Linked DNA regions of Homo sapiens: region 1 is linked to region 2. The links are chromatin loops, found by intact Hi-C in ENCODE. Cell type or tissue: PC-9. All regions are shown on one strand. Each heading gives the region's core, and the rest is flanking DNA. Links, peaks and the distances in the headings are about the cores only. Region 1 has its middle 260 kb from the start of SEMA3C. Region 2 has its middle 370 kb from the start of SEMA3C.

What was found. Peaks named below come from ENCODE experiments on the same cell type or tissue, not always from the same donor. Only the 100,000 strongest peaks of a DNase experiment are listed, where the experiment ranks them.
Region 1: a loop joins it to region 2, with 4 times the contacts of the local background. A loop is called at or near these places in 1 of 110 quality-filtered maps.

What each region holds. Positions count from the first base shown.
Region 1 is chr7:81,174,542-81,177,472 of GRCh38, forward strand. No RefSeq gene overlaps it. Among named protein-coding and RNA genes, the nearest start is that of SEMA3C, 260 kb to the left of the region's middle. In PC-9, for the core only: no CTCF peak of the experiment used is centred there; a DNase peak (open chromatin) is centred at 1,170.
Region 2 is chr7:81,283,623-81,286,553 of GRCh38, forward strand. No RefSeq gene overlaps it. Among named protein-coding and RNA genes, the nearest start is that of SEMA3C, 370 kb to the left of the region's middle. In PC-9, for the core only: no CTCF peak of the experiment used is centred there; a DNase peak (open chromatin) is centred at 1,709; H3K27ac peaks cover 1,134 bases.

The DNA.
Region 1 (2,931 bases), core at 201-2,700, 110 kb before region 2:
GTGTATTTAATTATAGTACTATTTATTAGAAAAGCAAATTTAGTCTGAAATAAAATTCATTACTATTTTACACTGAATTAGAATTGGAGTTGTTTGGTTGTCCTGGGTATAGACTTCAGGATGTCTTAGGTTATGCAGTATACAACTCCAGTGCAATTTCTGTAGATGATAATGTGAATAGTTTTCTCTGAAATTATGTAACTACCATAGCACTGCAGAAAGTAAATAACATAGCAGAAATGTCACTTTCATTAAACCAATAAGTGAAAAAAAGAAAGTTTAGATTCAATATAGATGTATCATGGTATCACTTCCCTCCCCTCAGAATAAAAGGCTTATTTCATTCATTTCAATGTGTTATTTTCAATTTAGAACTCTACTGAACTAAAGATAATTTGAGTCTCTAATCAATTTTTGTAAGATAATATATAAATTTCTTTTATAAACCCACTAATGCAAAGAACAAAATGTGCTATTTTGGATGATGGTTGTTCTTATAAAATATTTTGTTGCGTTACAGACAAGTTATTTAGAAACTTGTGGATTAAATTTTTTCTTCAAATACACAAGAGTTTAAAAAATAGAAATGTAAATACTTGCTAAAATGCTTGACAAATTTTTTGAAAAGTTATCTGGCTTAAAATATGGCTGGGTTTGCCCATCCCTTTAGGAGATCAGCTGTTGATGTATCATTAAAGGCCAAAAAAAAAAAAAAGTCAATTCAGCTGTGTCTGTAACCAGGCGTGTCATATGTAGACACTTATACCGTGGGAGGTCACTTTATGTGGGTTTGCATTGACAAAAAAAGAAAGGTGTTCAAACTCCAGTAGCAAAGATATAAACTTGTATCAGTAGGAGAGATATTTACAGAACACAGCACATTCTTTTCAAAGCATACATTTTTGGAATGGCAACAATGAAGAATTTCGTCTCCATGGAGAACCCATTTACACGCCTTGTGGGGCTGGCAAATGTTCCAAATCTGCCACTATGAAATAATTGGCAGCAAGGATGGGAAAAAGAAAAACCTCATTTTAATGGTAAATTTAAATGTCAGGAGTCCACAGACTGCTTCCTCCTTAAGGGAAATGTAAACAGTGGGAAATCTTCTGTTGAATAGGAATTTTCAATGACTGGGATCAAAAGCAAGCCTCACAATGTTGTCCAACAGGCAGAACTGGCTGTGGGAATAGATACATCATGGGTGGTTGCTTAGGTGTTGAGTCTTCAGAGTTATTGCCTGACTGCTGATCAGTCAACCATCATTTGTTGTGTCCTAAATGCTGCTTCTGAAAAGTTCACAGCTTAAGCTCTTACTAGATGATCTTTTTAAAATTTCCAGCGAATGACTTACCAGGAAATAAAACACAGGACCTCAGATGAGTGGGCGTTCTCCATAGCAAACCCTGCCCACTTAACAGTTTTGCCAAGATATGGTCCAGATACAGGTGGGTAGACAGAGCTACTGATATGCCCTTTACTGTCAGAGCAAGTGGAAAATCCACAGTTGTCAATGTGGACTCAGAAAAATCTCGGAAGTGAAAGCAGATTTAAGTGCTGAAGTGTGAAAGGTTAAGGGTCATTAGAACAAAATGTAACAGCAACATGATGCCTTCTATTTGGAGGTTTATGGTTCTCAAAGAACTTTCAAATTCCTTAATGGTTTTGATCCTTACAGTAGCTCTAGATTCCTGACTGAATTGAATAGTAACAATAACAGTATCAGTACAAGGTGTTTATGTGATTTGCTATGATGTTGGCTCACTGACTCTGCCTCTACTTAAATTGTACTCGTCATTCCTCATCCCTAAGGCTTATTTGTTTTCTTACAGAAAAGATTATGGTATCAATTTTAGCTAAATAATAATTAGTTTGAGAGATTAGTTTGTTTCAAACTTCAAAGGAAGATTAAAGTTTCTCTTCCTTGTATATGCCATACATTCTTTATCCTTAGAAAAATCACTATTTTTCCACACCTCTCCAGCCATATTCTGCTTGATGTCTGATTGGTGAATAGATCACATGGTCATTACTAGCTGCAGGAGAATTTGATAAACAAGCATTAAACTGGGTTAAGAATATTGCATTCAGTCAACCCATAGTGTTTGTCGCAAACCAGTTTCTCAATCTCACAGCAGGAATGTAATTATGTTCCCATCTAGACTAGTGATGACCAACAAGAGGTTTTCAAGGCCACCTAACTTCGTGATATGGCTGAAAATTTAACTTCTAAAGCTGTTCTTTGATCAGTCAAATTAGAGAGATTAGGAAAATTAAAAAAAAAAGAACTTCCATGGCAATCACATATTTTTTAATTATTTTTAATTTTTTTTATTATACTTTGCAAAACGTGCAGGTTTGATACATACGTATACATGTGCCATGTTGGTTTGCTGCACCCATCAACTCATCATTTACATTAGGTATTTCTCCTAATGCTATCCCTCACCCAGTCCCTCACCCCCAACAGGCCCTGGTGTGTGATGTTCACCACCCTGTGTCCAAGTGATCTCATTGTTCAGTTCCCACCTATGAGTGAGAACATGTGGTGTTTGGTTTTCTGTCCTTGTGATAGTTTGCTGAGAATGATGGTTTCCAGCTTCATCCATGTCCCTGCAAAGGACATGAACTCATCCTTTTTTATGGCTGCATAGTATTCCATGGTGTATATGTGCCACATTTTCTTAATCCAGTCTATCATTGATGGACATTTGGGTTGGTTCCAAGTCTTTGCTGTTGTGAATAGTGCCACAGTAAACACACGTGTGCATGTCTCTTTGTAGTAGCATGATTTATAATCCTCTGGGTATATACCCAGTAATGGGATGACTGGGTCAAATGGTAATTCTAGTTCTAGATCCTTGAGGAATCACCACACTGTCTTCCACAATGGTTGACCCAATTTACACTCCCACCAACAGTGTAAAAGTG
Region 2 (2,931 bases), core at 286-2,785:
AACATTTGATTTTAAAACATTTTTCTCCTTAACTTAAGTAGTCTAAAACTTGAAATGGATCTATAACAATAATGGTGGCATCTGGAAGACATTTTTAGCAACAGACAAAGCCAAAAGTCAATGGAATGCAACATGTGGATAAAATATTATAACTTTAGCTATGTGGTTAGGTATTTAAATGCCCTTTGGCAGTTGATGCCTTTCTTTTGATATGCAACCTTAGAAAGCTAATGCTATTACTGCACTGATATATCCAAAATATTTACATCTTGACATCTATCATCGGATGTCATTACTTTCCAAGACTTCAACTAGATGGTATTGTATGTGATGAGAGTAGTTCTTTCATTTACTTAAATTTTATTATATTTGTGAATTAAACCCCTTGAATGTCCACAAATTATATGGTATTTGTTAAAAAACTTTGGGTAAATAATTCAGGAAATAGGTTTATTCTATGTTATGAAAGTCAAATGCAGGGTATCAGAGTAAATTTAAACCACTAGACCATAACGAAATAAAATGCAAATATGCTGTCTGAGTCTGCCTTTTTAATACGTGGAAGACTGCCCCAGAGAGGGAGTGAGAGGGAAGAGACAGATGGCATTTAATATTAAGGATGAAATTTGCTCTATCCCTTTGAAAGCCTCAGTCCTAAGTTTTTTACTTCATTCCCTTTTGAGATTTTAAAGTCTTTTTATAGAGTCTTCTTATGTATCTTTTTAAGCTTTCCATTTTTCTAATCTCTCTCTGTACAAATGTGTGGGCATATGTGTAATTTATCTATGTACTTATCTATGTTTCTTTATATCTATCTCTCTGCCCATCTAATTTACCAGTCCCTTTATCTGTTATCTACTTAGGATATACACACAAAAGAAATTAAGTGGAATATAGAAATTATCCAAATCTAAATAATTACAAGGGTAGTTCTGTAGTTAGGAGGAGAAAATAAAACTCTCATTTTAAACTGTGACTTTCTAACTAAAAACAATTTGAAGTGACTGTAATTCTTTATTTTACATTTCCTATCTCAAGAAGGATTTTTCTCTTCTCTTTTTTTCTTTTCCTTCTCTGACTTCACCTCAGCAGATGAGTCACAAAGGCAGTCTTAGAACTCTCTTCCTGTCTTAGGATTCTATCAACAGAAGCTGAGCTATTCCAGAAAGGGCCTACTAGACAGCCCTGCATCTTAAGAATATCATGCAGAATATTGAAGACGGACCCCTATCTTTTACCATTTATGAAAATTTACTCAACCTGGATCCAAGATTTTAAATGTAAGACCTCAAACTACAAAAATACATAAGGCAACCTAGGAAATAGTCTTCTAGACATCAGCCTTGGCAAAGAATTTTTGGCTAAGTCCCCAAAAGCAATTGCAACAAAAACAAAAATAGACAAGTGGGACCTAATTAAACTAAAGAGCTTCTACACAGCAAAATAAACTATCAACAGAGCAGACAGACAAACTACAGAATGGGAGAAGATATTTACAAACTATGCATCCAACAAAGGCCTAGTATCTAGAGTCCATAGGGAAATTAAATAAATAAACAAGCAAAAAAAAAGCCCCATTAAAAAATGGACAAAGAACATGAACAGACACTTCTCAAAACAAGATATAAAAGCAGCCAACACACAGGAAAAAATGTTCAGCATTATGAATCATCAGAGAAATGCAAATCGAAACCACAATGAGATACCATCTCACAGCAGATAGAATGACTATTATCAAAAAGTCAAAAAACAACAGAGGTTGGTGAGGCTGTGGAGAGAAGGGAATGTTTATTCACTGCTGGTAGGAATGTAAATTAGTCCAATCACTGTGGAAAGTAGTCTGGAGATTTCCCAAATAAATTAAAACAAAGCTACCATTTGACCCAGCAATTTTATTTCTGAGTATATACCCAAAGGAAAATAAATTATTTTACTAAAAGGACACAGGCATGAGTATGTTTATAGCTACACTATCCACAATAGCAAAGACATGGAATCAACCCAGGTTCCCATCAATGGTAGATTGGTGGTACGTATATACCACGGAATACTATGCAGCCCTAAAAAATAATGAAATCATATCCTTTGCAGCAACATGGATGCAGCTGGAAGCCATGATCCTAAGTGAATTAATGCAGGGAGGAACAGAAAACCAAATAATGTATATTCTCACTTAAAAGTGAAAACTAAACAATGAGCACATGCGGACATAAATATGGGAACAATAGACACTGTGGACTACCAGAGGGGAAAAGGTTCGGGGGAGAGCCTGGAATGAAAAACTACCTAGTGGGTACTATGCTCACTGCCTGAATGATGGGATCCATACTCCAAACCTCAGCATCAGGCAATATTCCTATGTAACAAACCTGGACATGTATTCTATGTTTCTAAAATAAAAGTTGACATTAAAAGAAGATATCATGGCGATTCCTCAAGGATCTAGAACTAGAAATACTATTTGACCCAGTCATCCCATTACTGCGTATATACCCAAAGGATTATAAATCATGCTGCTATAAAGACACATGCACACATATGTTTATTGCAGCATTATTCACAATAGCAAAGACTTGGAACCAACCCAAATGTCCCTCAATGATAGACTGGATTAAGAAAATGTGGCACATATACACCATGCAATACTATGCAGCCATGAAAAAGGATAAGTTCATGTCCTTTGTAGGAACATGGATGAAGCTGGAAACCATCATTCTGAGCAAACTATTGCAAGGACAGAAAACCAAACACCACATGTTCTCACTCATAGGTGGGAATTGAACAATGAGAACACTTGAACGCGGGGTGGGGAACATCACACACCAGGGCCTGTCATGGGGTGGGGGGATGGGGGAGGGATAGCATTAGGAAATATACCTAATGTAAATGACTAGTCAATGGGTGCAGCACACCAACATGGCACATGTATAC